Linked DNA regions of Mus musculus: region 2 is linked to region 1. The links are chromatin loops, found by intact Hi-C in ENCODE. Cell type or tissue: left cerebral cortex. All regions are shown on one strand. Links, peaks and the distances in the headings refer to the core of each region. The heading gives the core; the rest is flanking DNA.

Region 1 (9,623 bases), core at 1,068-9,067:
TTGGTTTCTAGTTTAATGAAAATATCAACTCAGCAGAGTTTTATTTTTACAGTGACTGATGAGCTACGAAGGGGAGGAGGCAGTGCGTGGAGACTCAGGACTCGTCTCAGCCCTCACATTTAGCTTTCTTGCACACTGGAAGAGATTCATCATCTGCTTCTGATGGCCGTGGTTTCTTCACTGTAGAAATAATTCCAAAAGCAGTTTTTCTAGTTTCTGTAAAATAGAAACCACATTGAATAAAGATAGAACAGTTTTACTTGTTTCTGTTTCTTGAGACAGGATCTCACCAAGTAGCCCAGGCTGGCCTTGAACTCCTTACGCGGTCCAGCCAACTCTGACCCTCCTGCTTTAGCCTCCTAAGGGCAGAGATGACAGGTGTTGGTTTAGCCAGCATTACCCCATTTTCTTTGGCCTATAGCCCGGTAAACAGGAAAACCACAGAGAGCTCTCACGGGTGCAGATGCCATTTATGGTCAGTATTTTACCAGCTAGCTCGTTCCTAAGGGTTTCCTCTTAGATAAACTGCAGAGCAGGGATTCTCCATTGCTCTCTCCATGCCATCTGATGCAGTCAGAACCAGCCATAAGCATTGGTCTAGCATCTGCTTTATGTATGGTAAAAAGATCATAAGAGAAATCCCAGGCCCGGGTGCAGGAGTCGCCTGCACTGCTCCCACAGCAGGGGCTGTGGTGAGCTTACTCTACAGCACACACCATCACCCTCACTAGGCTACCAATGTACAATGTACCAACGTCCAGCAGTCATCTAACATGTGTGCTGGCAGAACACAGAATCAAGCTCACGTTTACCAATCCTTTATGTATGCTAATAATGAAGGGAAAAAGAGGGATTGCTTTGTATGCTCCGGTCAGTTTGGCAGTAGAGTTGAACTTCAACTTAGATTTGTTTTAAGTACATATTAACAGGACAGGCACTGTCATATGCAGTATATAAAATCCTTAGCAGTGGTTTTTAAATATTCAAAATGCTGGGTAAGTACATTACAAATAGACATATTAGAATGAAGGCACACAGGACAATCACCGCCTGATGAACTAAGGAACACACTGAAAAGTGACACTGGAGGAAGGGTGTGGTGAGGAGGAAGGAAGAGCAGAGCTGCAGGAGGAGTGGGCTCTGCCTCATTGTGGGCCTCACACTCCCCTCAGGTACACAAACCGTACATGTGCAGACCATGGAAGAAGTCCAGGAGTCGGAGCGAACTGTCTCAGGAGCAAGAGGACTAATGGGAGGTGGTGTGAGGGAGTATGCACAGAAGGACTGGTCTGAGGTTAGGAAGGGAACCTGCACAAGAGGACTAGTTGGGATCTGCGGGGTGTGGGGAGTGTAACTAGTATGCATGAAGGGGACTAATAGCTGTAAGGGGTGTGGAGTGGCAGGGAATATGCACAAGAGACTAACGGGGTGAGAAAGGAGGGTGGAGGGCATGTGCCCAGAGCACATTTATTAGACTTGCAAAAAATGGCCTTATGTAACCTAGTATAATATTTTTACATAACCAATGACGCCCCCCAACCCCTTGGGAAAAACACACCCAAAATACGTAACCGTAGATACATGATCATGTAAACCAAAATAAGAAACATTCTGAGTTATAATAAAAACAAAAGTTATAGACTGAGTTTAGATAGGTGGATTTAAAAAATGATGTTTCTGGGTTGTTTTGTTTTGTTTTGTTGTTGTTTTTTGAGACAAGGTTTCTCTGTGTAGCCCTGGCTGTCCTGGAACTCACTCTGTAGACCAGGTTGGCCTCGAACTTAGAAATTCACCTGCCTCTGCCTCCCAAGTGCTGGGATTAAAGGCGTGTGCCACCACTGCCCATCGACGTTTCTGGTTTTTTTTTTTTTTTACTTAATGGTTTGATGTTTTCGTTTCTTTTCTGTTCCTGTGTAAAATACTCTGATAAGAGCAACCCAGAGAGTAATCAGTTTATTTCAGCTCACAGTGCAAGGGTAGAGTCCATCTTGGAAGGGAGTTCAGGGGCACAGGAGCCTGAAGCAGCTGGCTGCATCCTATTCCCAGCTGAGGAGCGCATGTCTGAGTGCCAGTGCTCAGCTTGCTTTCTCTAGTTTATTCAATCCAGGATCCCTAGCCAGGAAGAGGGTCTTCTCACATCCACTAACCAAACACTCACATTCTCAGGGGCTTACCGAATCTAGATAACCCCTCACAGGTGATTCTGGAACGGGATGGTTCTAGATCCTGTCAAACTAACACTACTATTCCCACTCCTGTTTCTGAAACTTATTTATTTTAGCAGGGAGAAAGACCACCCAGAGAAAAGCAGGAGCGATGTTAAAAGCCTCTGAAAATGTGGGCTGGGGACAGTGTGTAGTTTGAAAGAACACATTCAACAGTCATTCTGTAATGCAAACTACATACAATGCACACACTACATACAATGCACACACTACATACAATGCACACACTACATACAATGCACACACTACAGAGAGGAAGGCCTGAAATGAGGGCAAGGAACAGAATATGGTTAGAACTGGTTGAGAAGACACCCTTATAAGAACTCTGTAGGAAGGATAGTTAAAGCACATATATGCCAATTATCTGATGATAACCTGCCTCTAACGAGACCATTCTGATTTTACTATAAATAACAACATGCTTACCTCCATGGAGAAATACAGCTCTGCAATTTGTGGACACGGCAGCCTTGCCATCATTTTCAGAAAGCCCAAACAGCAGTCCTCTGATAGGGTCATTAAGGACTTCAACCCAGAGTCCGCCAAGGATATGAGACAACACAAACACAAACACAAACGAAGGGCAGCTCACCTGCTCACAGTGGCAGACAGACTTAGCCTGCCTGAGACCTGCACCCAAGAAGTCTCAATTAACTGTTTTGTCCTGTACAGTCCCTTGTCTCTCTTTTCTGCTGCTTAATCCAAACACCAGGAGAAGAAGAAGAAAGCTACAACTAGTTGTTATTGACTTCCGAGGCTGCTGGTCAGTAAACTTACAACTAAATGATAACAAAACACCAGGCTAAATTATAATAGCACTTTTGATTACATTTTTCTAAGGGAAAATTCTAGTTCAACGTGATGGCTCAGAAGAATTGTATAGAACAAATGATCAGCAACTCTGTTTTAACATTTAAGGGTGTCTGTTGGCAACCTGTGGCCTTGGATGGATGCCCAAGACCCGCAAGGTAGAAGGAGAGAACTACTTCCTGAAGTTGTCTTCTGATCAATGCCCAATAGGAACATAGGTTTTAAACAGAATACTGAGAGGATACAAGTTTGCCACGTCATATGGTCCTCTTATTTCCAAAGGCTAAAATGAGAAAAATAGAAAATAAAATGAGATATGAGATGTTATTAACATCTTAATTATTTATAATAAGTACAACTAAGTATCCAAAGATAAGTAAATTTCATAAATTAAGATCCTTATAATTGTGATAAGTTTTTAAAAATATATAATAAACCATATAAAGGGTTGTTTACAAGGTAAAGGGAAAAATAAAATCACTTTATTCTAGTTAATTCACAAATACAAACATGCATAGGCAAAACCCGAAGGCAAAATCAATGGGATACATTTCGCAATTACCATCGGCAAACAGTTACAAGCACTAAGAGGCAGTTCATCTCACTGTCTTGTCAGGTGTTCTAAAAGTGTAGCCAAGCTTTGTAACTGCTGGGACAAAGTATTCCATCTATGCTTACCCTTTCTGCAGCACTGGACAGAATTACATTCTATAAAACAGAAAGTGAGCAATATTAATCTTAGATAATTAATAACATAATTGAAGAATTGTATAGAACAAATGATCAGCAACTCTGTCTAACATTTAAGGCTGAAATACCAAGTTCTATTTTTAAAAGATAAGGTAAACAACGAATGAGAAAGCATCGAAAGCTCTCACTCAAGGCAGCCAATTTAAAAAAAGCAGAATAAACTTTGTAAGTAAATCTTAGTGAGGACGAATTAAAAGCTGTAACTTTAATTCACTCAGAGATAATCAACTATTATCTACAGAAGTCTTTTCATTGTGGCAAACTACAAATCCCTTATCAAAACTAGAGGCTTTCGGCACATCTTTCCTCCCTATCTTACTCCGCCCTTGGGAGGTTTTACAAGATCTCGGAAAGCTCATTGAAACTGAAGAATTTAGTGTTTTGAAAATTTTCTGCTTAAGGCAAGGAATCAGTTGACAGCACGGACACACTACTAAACTGTCAGAAGCAGAAAGCATCCTCTGGGCTGGAACTATACCTTTCCTTTGCAGATCTGCATCAAATTGAGGGCATTGGAGATTGTGTACCTTCTCATCGTTGCATCTCTGATAGCAGGACCATAGACAAGTTCAAAGCCCAGGCCTCGCTCAATTGCCTTTACCAGAAATAAAGAAGACAAAGTATAAACCGTCAAAGACAAGTACATTACCTACTTCCCTCTGAAGTCTCTTTCCACCTCCCTTCTCCCCCTCTGTGCATGTCTCCTACATGGCAAGGGACTGGCTTAAACAAAGGCAGGCCCACAGCTCTGCACCCCTATCCAAAGTGAGCAAACAGACATGAAGGTCTACTTCATGACAGAGCTTATGTCAGTTTGGGAAGCTACCTACACAAACAGGACCTGCAGAGGCAGAGACAGCCAAGTGTGTGCAGTGTGCACGTGCACAGGGCTACTGCTCACCTGGTCCGAAGAAAAGGATGTGTGTGCTTCCCTATGCAGGGAATCTGAGCCAACAGAGAGCCAAGCAACTTGACCCAGGAATGAAAGAAAGGAGATGAAGATCTGAAGGGCCGGAGGAGCGGGAGGGGAACCTCACAGCTACGTCATTTACTACACACAGATGAATAACTGAACAATGACGGCCATGGCTAACAGAATGCTATGTGGGAAGAACAGTGCTACTAAGATAAGCACTGTGGCCAAGATTCACAGACACGTCCTCACCCCACACTATTTAACATTGTTTAAGGTTCATTGAAAGCAAGGGGAAACATGAGGGGGTTTTAGATGGAGGTAAGAATCAGACAGGAACTTGCTAAAGTCACGTAGGTTATAGTGGCTCACTGAATAAGTACGGGGAGGACAACTGGCCCCGTCCAGGCAGGACGGTGTCAGTCTCTGTAGGTGAGCTTCTATGCATCTCACTGCTCGGTCCCCGAGGGACTGATCTCGCAGGCCTGAAGTCACCTAGAGGTATACAACAAAGCTGTTCTCCTTCCTTGACATTTCCTTTTCCACGCTCCACCCCCACCTTTCTTTCACTTTGTCCTCTGGTCTTAAGGCTAGTAGCGTGTAGATTTTCCTACATCTTTTTCCACTTTGAATCCTCTGGCTTGTATTCCTTCTAGGAATGGCATTTGCTGCAACCATCTGGCACTGTAATTACACGGGCACCTCACTTCCTTGCCCAGCTTTCATCTTCTCACAGCTGGTATAACAACTCCTCCTTGTAACTCGAGGCCACGCATGATACCGTTCACTGTGAAATATCTAGGAACTGGGATGAACTTGGTGAAGGAAATCCGAAGGTAAAGAAAAACATTGCTAGCTGACTCCTCAGCTATGTCTTTTGCCAAAATGAATTAGACACAGGAGCTCAGTTCACATTTCCCTACTCTTCTGGCTGCAGACGTAAACCACTGGGCAGTGGGAGGATGGCAGGAAGAAAGGATGTGAGCAATATGGCACTGGATGATCATATCCCTGGGTGCTTCTAGGTGAGTGAATTTAAACTTTTCAACTTGTATGGGAATTACAGGAAAAATAAAAACTCCCTTTGAGAGAGAGGAATGGAGAAAACAGGATAGAAATGCCGGCTTATTTTCTTTCACATATGATTCTGGTCTTGGTACATTAATCAGGTTCACTTTAAAACTGCTAAGAAAACTCTTGAGAAAGAAATTAAAGATAATCTTGTATTGAAGGCTGTTGAGTATTTCTTTCATAAAACTTTACCATTTTAGATGAATAAAAATACAGTCATTACCTGGTCTCCTGTTCCTGAGAGCATTTTTATGTAAATTGCTGAAAGCTCATCATGTGATTGTTCATAATAATGTCTTCACAGAGAATGACAGTGCCTGCCTGATTGGCTTTTGTTCTCATGTCTGAACAGAAGTGCCTGAATAGGCAGATGATGAGGGTTTTTTTCTTTTAAATTTTTTTTCCTTCTTCTAAGAAATAACAGTCACAATGATGTCACCAAGGACAGCATGTGACGCTTGGATCAGGAGATACTAGTAATAAAATTCCATGTATTAAAAACTTAAGCTAAGCTTTTGAGAAGGAAGAATGGAAACTGATAGTTTATTCCAAAGTAGCATGCTGACAGCTTGCCCTAAGAAGAAGGGCCTCCGCTGAACTCAGGATAGACAGCCTTCCAGCATATCATTCATTCAGGTCTCATCATCTCCCAATTCACTGACCAAAGCCACATAAGGAAACAGTGAGTCCCCCTTGCATCTGCTGGTACTGCCTTGCCCCCCCACCACTGCTGTAATCACTTCCATTTATTTCTTCCACGTTCTTCCAGTTTCGTCACATAAATATAAACAACTGTGAATACGTGTCATGTTTTCTTTTTTCTAACTAAAACGTGGCTTATCTTGCCTGATTTGAAGGCCTTTCCATATCAGCTTGTAAGTTCCGTTTTCTTTTATAGCTGCCTAGTACTTATGGAGGTGTAACAGGCACAGTGTTTAGAAAGCCTTTACTAACAGACACGGGCTGTTTCAAATTATCAGCAGGATAAACACTAGAGTGGGATGGCTGGGTACTGTGAGCTGAACTGTGTCCCCATCCATAACAGATATGTTCCATTGCTAACCTGAAGTATCTCAGACTGTAATGTTCACTAGGGATAGGGTCAGTGTAGGTGTGATCAAATGAGGTGACTGGTGCTTTTATACGATAGTCAGGTACACAAAGGGAAACATGTTTACAACAAAGACAGAGAATGGCGCTACTGTGGTCAACAGATCACTACTAGCCAGGACGACTCACATAAAGGCTCTTTGTAGTGTCTGGAGAAAGCACAGCCTGCTCACACCTTGATTTCAGCCATGCTGGCCTTGGAATGGGTAATGTCTCCCATAAGGCCATGTGTTGGTGGCACTGTAGAGCTTATCTACAGGAAGTGTGCTGCTGAGGTTGTAGACCACCCTGCCTCCTGTCCCTTGTCTCTATGTTCCGGTTGCCTTGCAGTCACCAAGTAGCTGCCTGCTGCTGCCTCACCATCCCAACCATGGTGGGCTGTGTCCCCACAATCCTTCTTCTGTGACATTGCTTCTGTGACATTTGAGCAATGAAAATAACTGATATAAACTGAAGGAGGGAAGGAATGTCTTTTGGCCCATGCTACTGAAAAGAATGCCAGGACCCTGGCTTTGTCCTTTATTTTTCTCAATTTTCTGGCCATCGCTAAGTGACAATTGTTGTTTTACTAAATTTTCAATGTGTGTATGGTGTGCATGAACCACACAAGTTTACCATGATGTACTTACTGTTTTGGCACACCTATAGAAAATATGTAAATATATATATTCTGCCCCAAATGAAAATATAGGTACCCGTTTCTAGTTTTCTCTCTCTAATGAACAAATGAATAGGGGCTTTTCTGCTTCCAGAACTGCTCTTTCTGCAGGCTTCTATACCAAATGAAGACTAAATGTAATCTTGTGCAGCCTTTCTGTCCACACCGCCATCTAGCTTTTATTAAACAACACGTGCAAAATGTTCATACCAGAATCATACCATTAAATATTGTATATCCCTCTTGTCAAATTTTTAAATTTTCCAGAATTCTTAAACTGAAAATGTCGGTAGGAATCATGTCAGAAATATCAAGCACTTAACAGCAACTTTTCTGTACTTCAAAGGAGAACTGGCGGGTGGCGGTGTCCTGGTGCCTACCTTACGGGTCACTCTCCTCATGCCACCCTAGCACCCTGCTTCTCTCACGCATATGTGCCTGCCCAACACTGATAACTACCTAATGGCTCACAACATGCATCTTGGCCACGGGGGTTACATACTGTGCACTGCTCATTCCCATACTTTTGACTATTACACGTCACTGTTTCTTCTCAGCCTAGGACACAAAACTATGCATAAGCTCATTCAGGCAAATTGTCTAGAAAATAGGTCTCCTAGTTATTAATGTGAAAATATTGTTAAATATATCAAAAAATATGCACAGTGGGCTGCACTATTTAATTCTGGGAATGCTGTTTTGTGGAAAGCATTGGCAGTCTGAGGCTGATAAAAGAGTAGAGCCAACTTTTAAGGCAGAGATTGCTTTTTGAAGACAGGAAAAATTAAATACATGAGGCCAGTAAGATGACCATAAACTTGGACCCTTTGTACCTAACGGTAGCTAAGTCCCAAGTTCTTGGGAGCTGCTCCCATGTGTGGACCACAGAGGTCATACCTGACAGGCAGGACGCGCACCTGTCTGAGGCCTGTGAGGGAAGCTTGATGGCTTGGCGGCCTTCATTTGATAAGTGAGCTGCTGCATACCATAGATTCCCCACTCCGTGGAGTGGTGACTGGGTATTTAGAGGTGCCACCACCAGCCTGGTTGGGTTCAGGCTCAGCAGCATGCCAGAGAAGCTGTTGGATGGTTTTCTCTATACATTTTGGGCACTTTTCAAAACCCATCTTATCATATACACTTAGGGTTAGAACATAAGTCATCTTACATTTTCCACACCAAACAGACAACTCACTCCCCTCACTGTTGTCGCTAATCCTCAGGATCAAGCAGAAATTCCACAGGAGAAAAGGGAGACAAAAGGGAAGAAGATAGGATTCTACTACAGGTAGTAAGGAAACTGTCCACTTTGAAATAATAGTTGACTCCTGACATAATTAACCTGGGGTTCGGAATGCTTGCTAAATCTTTTTTTTGGATAATAGTTTTTGATAAGATAACTGAGTTCTGGAAGTCACTATGCTAAACAATACTTGTAGGTTTTGGCCAGCGAAGTAAATAGTTCCCAGAGGCACTGACCGCATAACTACCGGATCAGTTACTGGTGTGAGGTAATGCTATCTTTCTATCATGGAAATGGGGGTGGGGGTAGGGGCTGGAGCTGGGTGTGAGACTTAGAAGGCAATATGGCAGATAAAAGATGAAGGTATAAGAAAAAGAGAAAACTATAGATTAGGATAATGAGGAAAAAGTCTATGTCAAGAGGAAGAAAAAAATATCCCCGACCTGGCTACCCCGTTGTAACAGTTCTTCTGGGAGCCAGCGCGCTTCAGTGCACACTGTCATCTCACTCACCACTCCCTGCTGACTTCACACCATTTCATTTTGTATCTCAAGGACTTTCTGCGTCTTTACCTTTTCTTTTCCATCTTAATACTGACGTTTAAGTATCTCTCATTATTAAATATTGATTTGAGAAATATTTATCATACATTTTAGTTCCTAAGCTTTTCAAAATACATCTCAATAGTTAACTGACTCCTTCCTTGCTTTTTGGGACAAGGTCTAAGTGCTCTGCTGCTGGTCTTGAACTTCTAGCTTAATCTTGAGTAGCTTGGAGTGTCAACACACTCAGCTAGGATGCTTTCCTTTCCTGTGTGTGTGCTCTCACATGTGTGTGTATGTG
Region 2 (9,623 bases), core at 723-8,722, 460 kb before region 1:
CTTAAAAAGTTAAATACAAAAATATTTAGAATACCTGTTCCACTTGTAATAACATGTAATCATATATTTTCAAGCTTATTTTCTTTGAATATTTGAATTACCACTTTCAAAATTTACTGAGGAACAGTATCTGAGTCAAATTTCTAATTTCTTAAATCATATTTTTCTTTTATACACCAGAGAAGGGGTATTCAGTTTTCATTAAGTGCCAATTTCTGTTGTATACAAAATTTTAGTACAATTTACTTTGATTATCCTCCATCCTCCAAAACTGCTTTAGAAGATAGACATTTCTGTTTACACTCTAACGCAATACCTGATAAAGGTATAATTGCCTCTGTTCCATCACACAATGCTATAAGATGGTAACATCTCCCCCCATCTTACAGTCTCTGAAATAAAATATTTTAAATTGAATTTCTAGTGTCTACAAAATCCAACCTTCAGCCTCAAGGAATCAGGGTGGACTACCTATACCTATGATGAGTATAAAAACTACTTTTACAAAAGAATAAATGATTTCCTGAGGTATTCAGTAAAGGCTATTATGTCAAATGAGTAGTGTCTTTATGTTTTAAATTAAAATAAGCAATCCTTAAGATCTCTTGCTTTGTCAATTTCTAAAATAAACTCTCCTAGTTACCAGTCAGGATCATATGAGACATAAGACCTCAAGTGCATTTAGAGTCTGTTGAAGAATTATTTCAGATCTTGAAACCAGGCAAAAATATGCTCTTTTCCCACAGCTAAGATGCTAGATCCAAAGTACTAATTTTACAATCTTCCTTTAAAATATGGAGTCAGCTACTCTTAAGTTGTAAACGTTCTTCTTAAGCTAAATAGCATCAGCACAAAGTAAAATTTTAGTATGAACCATATCTTTTAAAGGATACTAAGAAATAAAGATAACATTCTTTGAAATAATTTTTATTATTACCTAATTGGCACAAGGTAGTTTACTTTCATCTTAACAAGACTCTAAGCCCAAAATAACATTATTTTCCACTATAAAGGTCAATTAATGCAATTAATCTAGAGACACCTGATAACTGACCATCAGTACTGAAGCACTGAGCTCCAGTGTTCACTGACCATCAGAAAGTAAGGCTCTCTGAGATATATTCATTCACTTCAGAACACACACACACACACACACACACACACACACACACACACACAAGCACTGAAGCTTCAGCAAGATACTTTTTTTAGGCTTTAGGTTTGTGTGTACCTCTGTGCATAGGTGTGTACACATTTGTGCAAGTATACCAAGACAAGAAGAGAGCATCAGATCCTCTGGAGCTGGAGTCATAGGAAACTGTGAGCCATCTGACTTGGATGCTGGGAAATGAATTCCAGTCCTCTGGAAGAGCAATAAGTGCTCTTAACCACTGAGCCATCTCTCCAGACCCAAACACTCCTTTTAGAATAAGGTCATAATTCTACATCTAATTATTAAGAATCATGTTGTTCTTTAATAAAAGCATATGAATTAACTTCAAATTAACTACTGTACCTCTTATAACAACTTCAAGAATGATTTTTCAATTCAGCCTAATTAGTAAAATTTCTATTAATTTTATATTTAAATCATACATTCAAATGTATTCATTCCAGTCTGTGATCTGCACACCTGCCCTCCTGGTACTGGGGATGGAACATCATTTTGTGCATGCTAGCAAAGTGCTCTACCATTGGGCTACATGCCCCCCAGCACAACTCTACTCATCCTAAACAATATTTTAACTGTGCCACACTGATCTCTCTTAATGTTGGGATAACAACTTAAAACAACTAGTTATTTATACAAGGCTCACCATAAAACATTTTATCCAGTGCTGGAGAGTTGGCTCAATGGTCAAAGGGCACTTGTTGTTCTTGTTGAAGACCCAGGTCCGATTCCTACCACCACATTGAGGCTTACCACCTCCTTAGGAGAGCACATAAATGGTGTACAAATGCAGACACATAAAATAATAGAATAAAAGACACAAAAATATTTTTAATTCAATTATTCTTTAATTAAAAAATTTTATTAGATATTTTCTTTATTTACATTTCAAATGTTATCCCCTTTCCTGGTTTCCCCTCTGAAAACCCCCTATCCCCTATGTGCTCTCCCCTTCCCCTGCTCACCAACCCACCCACTCCTGCTTCCCTGGCCTGGCATTCCCCTACACAGGAGCATTGAGCCTTCACAGGACCAAGGGCCTCTCCTCCCACTGATGATCAACAAGGCCATCCTCTGCTACATATGCAGCTAGAGCCATGTGTACTCTTTGCTTGGTGGTTTAGTTCCTGGGACCTCTGGGGGTACTGGTTGGTTCATACTGTTGTTTCTCCTATGGGGTTGCAAACCCTTTCAACTCCTTCAGTCCTTTCTCTAGCTTCTCCATTGGGGACCCCGTGCTTAGTCCAATGTTTGGCTCCAAGCATCCACTTCTGTATATGTCAGGCTCTGGCAGAGCCTCTCAGGAGACAGCTATAATCAGGCTCCTGTCAGCAAGCACTTGTTGGCATCCACAATAGTGTCTGGGTTTGGTAACTATATATGGGATGGATCCCCAGGTGGGGCAGTCTCTGGATGGCCTATCCTTCACTCTCTGCTCCACACTTTGTCTCTGTAACTCCTCCCATGGGTATTTTGTTCCCCCTTCTAAGAAGGACTTTGTATCCACACTTTGGTCTTCCTTCTTCTTGAGCTTCACATGGTCTGTGAATTGTATCTTGGGTACTCCGAGCTTTTGGGCTAATATCCACTTATCAGTGAGTGCATACCATGTGCATTTTTGACAGAAAAATATTTTAAAACAAAAATTTAATCCATACATACGACTGTAATGCTAGAGATAAGTAGGTGAAAAACAGAAACCAAAGCTTCCCAGAGTCTTCTCAGCTCCACCCACTTCCTCATTCATCCACTGTTGATCTTTTTCTTCTCAACTCTAAAAATAAGCAAGTTAATTTTAAAATGCAACAGAGAAGTTGCTAATTTTGATAACACTAGGCTATATTCCCCTATGGGGCTATTTTTCTTCTTCAAGAAGAAATTCATCTAAATTCTTACACTGAGGAGTTCAGAGTGCAAGGCACCCTTAATTCTGTGTGGACTGGAACGAGACTGGAACGAGCTCGATCGGAAAAGGCGACAGGTACAGGTCTTGAGGCTTGATACAGAGGGCTGGTGAGAAAAAAGCCCAAATAATAGGAATAGCAAGGGCTGACTTATAATTTCTCACTACAGATGTAGCTTTTTCATGTGCATTATTCTAGATTCCATATCTATTATGTGAGGTAGGTATTAGTATTGTTTTCCTCATTTTATAGACAAAGAATTAAAAATAGCAAAGTGGTCTCACAGTTGACATTTTGGGGGCATTCTCTGGTTCACAATTTATAAGCATGTTTTTCTCCAATTGCTAAATATAGTCAAATTATTTGTGTTCTAAATCCTGAATTAAACATGAATGGGAGAATAAACAGATGTGCATTCTGGCCTTGCAGCCGAAAAAAAAAGAAAAGAAAAGAGTTGAGAGACTTTATGATCCACTCAAAATTAGACACCCAGAATATGTATTTATATAGCTACCAGCCTTCTTTTCTTAACTGAAAACTCTTTAAGTACTATTTTAATCTCTCTTTAAGAGGTTATTTTTACTTTATCAGATTGCTTTGCTTTATATAGAACTTAAAACTACATATTCATAACATTAAAACCAAATGATCATATATCTAGAATATATTTATTTGACATAATATTCCTACATTTGGAAAAAATTGAATTAATATATTGCTGGACCACATCCTCTTTTTCAAATTGGGATTATTGCTTTAGGTGGAGGCTCTTTGTGCCACATCTTGCCACCAGAGAGCGCTCAGAATTGGGGAGAGAATTTTGAAACAACCTTTGCAGCTCAGTATCATTTTACCCTTTGGCAATATACAAGAAATCTGATTCCCACATCTGTCCCAGAAGATGGGATAACACTCTATCCACGAGGTTGTTGTGTGGTTTTCTATTGTATTAACTGACTAAATGACACATGAAAAATGTATAGTACACAATATGCACTCAACAGTTATATTATTTACCTATGCTTTTTTGAAAAAGAGGAGAGACAGACAGACTGACTGATTGACTGACAGACTGACTCACTATGTAGTCTTGACTGTCCTACAGCTCAAGAGTCTGGTCTACCTTTATCTCCCAAAAGTGCTAGGCTGGAAGCATGGACCACTAGATCAGGTCATATGTATTTAAAAAATCTTAGTTTATTAAATTATGTAAGATACATTCACTATTATTTTTTCATTCTCTCCCTACATCACCTCATTTAGAATATGATAGACAAAATGCACAAAAGGTTACATATATAAGACTGTTCAAAATGCTAAGCTGTGCAGAGTTTAGGTAAACACACACACACACAACATTTTTTTAAAATGTTACTGGCTGGATTGTTTTATTTTAATATGCTTCCTCTTCCTCTTCTTCCTCCTCTTCCTCCTCTTCCTCCTTTTTCTGCCTTCTTTTTCCTTCCATCCTCTTCCTTCTCTTCTTCCTCTTCTTCTTCCTCCTGAGAAACTCTTTCTGGAACTGTCTTTTTTCCCCTGTATTAATCCTTCTATCTTTCATTACTGTCGCCGAGGTTCCACACTGTGTGGGTTCTTCTACTCTGTACAGTTAATCCTGTGGTCAACACTCCAGTGGGTGTGCTCACCATCTCAAGCATGAACCACAACCCTCCTTCCTTCACTTTCTTCCTCCTACTTCCTCCAGTTTAACTACACACTACCAACAACTTCATTATGTTGTTCCTCTATTCGAGGAATTCCAAAGGCTTCCCATTAACCACAGTGGAAATGTCCAACCTTCTCCAGCCCTCGAGCATCCTTACATAACTCCCACAAGTCCTCGGCAAGTTTCCATTGGGCTTGTTTTATTGTTACTTAATTTATTTTTCTCTTTAAGGCCTCTCAAGTTATTTTCCCCACTGTTTACATATTCCTTTCGCTCGTTCAGATTCTATCATTCCTTCAATGGCCAGCCAGCTTAAATAATTACCTTTACTTCAAGGCCTTTCTTCATGGCTCTGCACACACTGATCATCTCCATATTGCAAACTGTTTCTGTAGCTTATTGTGGCTTTTTCTGGGGAGGGGGGGAGTTCCAGTGGGCTTTTATTGAGATCAATTAACAAAAAGAGATAAGATTTTACCAACCATCTTTTCTGAACCATGTATAAACTCTGTAAGGACTCTGGTCCATAGACATGTACATACAACGTAACACATCCCAACAAAAACATACTACACACCCCCCTGAACATTTGCCAATTAAACAGAAAGCCAATTTTCCCTTTCCCCTAATTGTTTTCAAAATTTTAAGTTCCCACTGTTTAAAGTAGAACTAACTGGTCCTGTATAACTAGGAACATTAGAATTACTGTGGCTTTTACATACTGATTTGCTTGTTATCCATTAGCCCCAGATCACCGGAGGTGCGACATTCTGGCTAAGCCTTGTCTGTGTTTCTACCCCAGTTAGTGCAAAGCTAAGCATAACATATGTTCAGTGACTGGTAGCTCCATCATGGTCCAGAGGTTCCAGCAAGCCCATTCATACACAACACAAACTTGTCACTCTTGTCCTCTGCACACACCTTGTGTTTTCTCTTAAACGCTTCTACTGCCTACTTGGCACAGTTCCTCATCTTCTATTTGGGGGCAAGCTTCCCTTTGAATTCCAAACTAGGGATGGAAATGTAGCTCAGTGATAGAATGCATGTGCACAAAGCCCTGAGTTTGATCCTCAGCAAAATACACATGTACACACACATACATGCACACTCACGCATGTACACACACACAGTTTAAACTGATTTCACCTCCCTAGTTATATAAAATTTATCTTTTTTGAATCTATTTAATTCCTTGGTATAGTCAATTCCAGTGAGAACCTCTCTTTCCCATTCAGCCCATTAAATACTGAAGGAAGCAATAAAACTCGTCCCTACTTGCCACAGTTAATTCTGTCTCTCCTTTGTGTATTTTCTCCTTTATTTACCATGTTTTTCTAATATTTGTATTAAATCACTAATTTACATATTTGTCTCCATTTCAATCTGCCAGCCTTAGTGAATTCAGTATGTCTAATTTCCATCACCTGGGGCCTCTTGAGCATCTCTCACTGAGACACTTAAACAGCCATCCCTTTCACTAACCCCTGCACCCCATCTTTCATAGAACCACTTTGACAGCTATTGCTAAGCAGATTTGGGATGAGGGTGTAGTTTTAAAACACAGATTGCTGAGCTGTGCTCATAGCTTTTAATTCAGTACATTACAGCATCAGTGTTCACTCTTAGTTTTACCAAGAAGTTAAAAGAAAAATATGTCTCCAGTCTCAGAAATTCTGATTTAAAAAGCTTGCATTTGGGCCGGGCATGGTGGCGCACGCCTTTAATCCCAGCACTTGGGAGGCAGAGGCAGGTGGATTTCTGAGTTCGAGGCCAGCCTGGTCTACAGAGTGAGTTCCAGGAAGCCAGGGCTATACAGAGAAACCCTGTCCCGAAAAACCAAAAACCAAACAAACAAAAAAGCTTGCATTTAGGCCGTCATAGTGCTTCCCAGTTGATTTTTACTGTGCATCAGATTGAAAACTGGTATCTTAGGGTGGGATGTGAGTCAGGACCAACATCCTACCAAAGTAACTCTACAGTCAGTCTCGTTTGAGACCTGTGTCAGGAATCTTCTGAATGGAATTTGGCATAGAGGTAGTATCAGAATTTACAGTTTCTACCATTCTCTCTCCCATCATGGCACCCCTCTTTAAACATTCAGAATATAGCTTATATTTTTTGGCCTTATTAGGATCAGCATAATCTGACCTCTTCTTTATTTTCGTGAGCTGTCACTCTTACTTGTTTCTACACCGTCATAACCATGACACACTAATTTTCTGAGGGAAAAAACCCCACATGATTACAGGGCCACTTGAATTGAAATATAAACTCAAGTTGGAAGGGTGGAGCTATTAATTTGGGCAAAAAGGAAGAATCACTAAAAGGGTCCCCAAAGTTCCTGATGTCAATTAGGATACTAAACAAACCTTGAGTTCTGCTTAAGCCCTACAGAGTTCAGAAATAAACTAGGAGGCAATAAACTGTCTTTCTCTTTCCACCACATTCCATCAAGTCTTCCCCACTCTACTGGAGAATCCGGTCATCCCAGATGCCCTGGCTTTCCTCATCTTCAGATGTCAGCATTTTTTTTCCTTAGGCTTTTTATCATGATGCCTCAAAATTTCAGCTCTGAAAATCCTCTTGAAAAATATGCAATACATACTTGCATTTTCCTCTTAAAATTTCCATTGAAAAATCCAACAGCAGTATCAAGGTCAAAAGAAATTTTAAGGCACCACCAGAAACTGCCTCAGAATCCCAAGTTTTCTATTCCAAACTGTTTTTATCCTCCATGTTCAAAGATTTTTTAAAAATTCTTAAACTATAGGCTCTTTGACTAGTCTACATCCTGAAAAAGAGTGTCTTTGCAATTCACTTGGTAGCACAAATGTGGATGTGCCTTGAAATGCCATAAGGCAAGTAAGAGTTTTTAACCTTATTCCACTGAACAGAACAAACAATACATTGGCTACAGTTTTAGATACTACTGATGCCAGGAAATTGGCCAGGACTTCACTGTAGTTATTACATGTGGTAATACTTAAAAGGATTACTTTCTTAAAATCTGAAAAACTTGAAATTACTAAGACCTATGTGCTTCAGATAACAAATGTTAGACTTCCAGCCACACTGTATCAGCTTCTGTTAAGTTCCAAACCTTTCTTTCAGTTCCACTGAAATTATATGTAAATAATATTGATAAATAATAGACATTATTTGCTATATATAATATATTCTTCACTATATATAAATAATTTGGGGAAAGGTACTTGCTGTTAGACACTAAACTCATAACATTGCTTCTAAAAGCAGATGTTACATTTTCCCTCTTAATAACCACCTTAGGAAAAAACTGCCAAAGCATGGGGTGACAACCAACACCAGGTCACATGTATATGTGACCTCCATACACATATACCCATACTCACACGTATACACACACTAGACACATACCCAGACTTGAAACAAACAAACTACATTGGCATTAAGAAGTCCTACATAAAAAGCTGTGAAAACCCTGTGCACCAACAGACTACAATATGAATGACAAATTGCTTCAAAGCATCTCCCAAGGTAATTCCTAACTACAGCTGCAATTTACCAATCAGTTGTAGTTATCCTTTTAAAATGTGTGTCATTGCTGTCCAAATCTGCTGTGCTGACTTATGATAAAAGAGTTGTCTTTAACAATTTCCAGTTATTACAGGCTTCAGACATTTTTGAAAAACCTACCAAATCATAACATTATTCTGATACTAATACTTTATAAAGAAGAGTGAGCTATTTTAGTAAGTTCCTAGTCATTTAGGAGGGCGGCTTCTAGAAACTAATTGCAAGTAGAAATTTTTTTAAATGTATAATATTCCCCAAACTTTTACTATTTTGTCACGTACAGATGCGTTGACAAGTCATAATCTTTAAATACTTGAAAGCAAACTTGCCCAAAGTATTTAAATACTATGTCAAATAAAAATGTCAAAACCAGAAGTTAATCATAAAGCAACCAGACTCCCAACCACTAAGTACAAACAGGGGGAAGGGAGAGAGGGGATGATGTCCCATGACATCATTTGGCAGTATGGAGTTTGAAGGCTGAGAGCGCCTTCCAAATTAACCCTTGCAAAATCCAGCTGGGAAATTACCACGCTTATTAAGCTTGGATAGCCGAGTTTTAAAAGAAGAAAAAGCCTCGCTCCTTCAAATCACACGTCAGTACCGTATGAAAAAAATAAAAGCATCCAGGGAGGCAACTGCCTCCCACTACCCGGATAGCAACGGAAAGGTCAGAATTAGGAGGAAACTCCTCTCTGAGACTGTTCAACCCGAGGGGAGAAAGGACCGCAAAAGCGAAGGGAAGCGCTGCCTTGGCGCCCACAGGCAGGTTCTCCCACTCAGGGAAAACCTCCCTGACGCCCAACTGGCACCCATGCTCATCCAACAGAGGATGCCGACCCTCAGCAGAAAGTCGGGAGCCAGACCCCCCGAAAACAAGCAAACACCCAGCATCAGGCAGCGGACCCCACTCCCCGAGCGTGGAAGGCGCGGTTCCCAAGTGATGGCCGTTGCCCTCGAGGCGCAACTTCCCTGTTGTCCCCTCTCCAGGCCGCCTTCAACCCACCGCCCAGGGCGCCCCCCGGCCCCCGCCGCACCTACCGCGGCTGCGCCGGCCGTCACGATGGGCGGCAGCTTCTCGCGCTCCGGTTCTTTCCCCTTCCTCTCCTCCGGGGCGGCCGCGGCTACCGCCGGCGGCGCTCCGGGCGAGAGATCCCGAGCCGCCTCACTCATGTCTGGCCGGGCGGCTGAGGCGCGAGGCGGTGGCGGCGGCGGCAGCGGCGGCCGGACTGCAGCCGGGGCGGGCGCTGCTGCTGCTGCCGCGGCCGCGAGAGGGCTCCTTCCAACCGCCGCCGCCGCGCCGCCCCCGCCCCCGCGCGCGCCCGCG

The links. Peaks named below come from ENCODE experiments on the same cell type or tissue, not always from the same donor. Only the 100,000 strongest peaks of a DNase experiment are listed, where the experiment ranks them.
Region 2: it touches region 1 in a loop (2.9-fold over the local background); 5 of 42 quality-filtered maps call a loop at or near these places.

The regions. Positions count from the first base shown.
Region 1 is chr19:36,094,929-36,104,551 of GRCm38, reverse strand. It overlaps Rpp30 (ribonuclease P/MRP 30 subunit), which reads right to left. Exons shown (of 11, transcript NM_019428.3): 7 at 4,264-4,380; 8 at 3,714-3,743; 9 at 3,281-3,318; 10 at 2,652-2,731; 11 at 1-216. The coding sequence ends at 107. Among named protein-coding and RNA genes, the nearest start is that of Rpp30, 16 kb to the right of the region's middle. In left cerebral cortex, for the core only: no CTCF peak of the experiment used is centred there; a DNase peak (open chromatin) is centred at 5,404.
Region 2 is chr19:36,554,630-36,564,252 of GRCm38, reverse strand. Hectd2 (HECT domain E3 ubiquitin protein ligase 2) reads right to left here and starts at 9,614. Exons shown (of 21, transcript NM_172637.3): 1 at 9,338-9,614. The coding sequence starts at 9,469. In left cerebral cortex, for the core only: a CTCF peak has its summit at 3,865 (motif pointing right); DNase peaks (open chromatin) are centred at 2,877 and 3,913; H3K4me3 peaks cover 1,124 bases.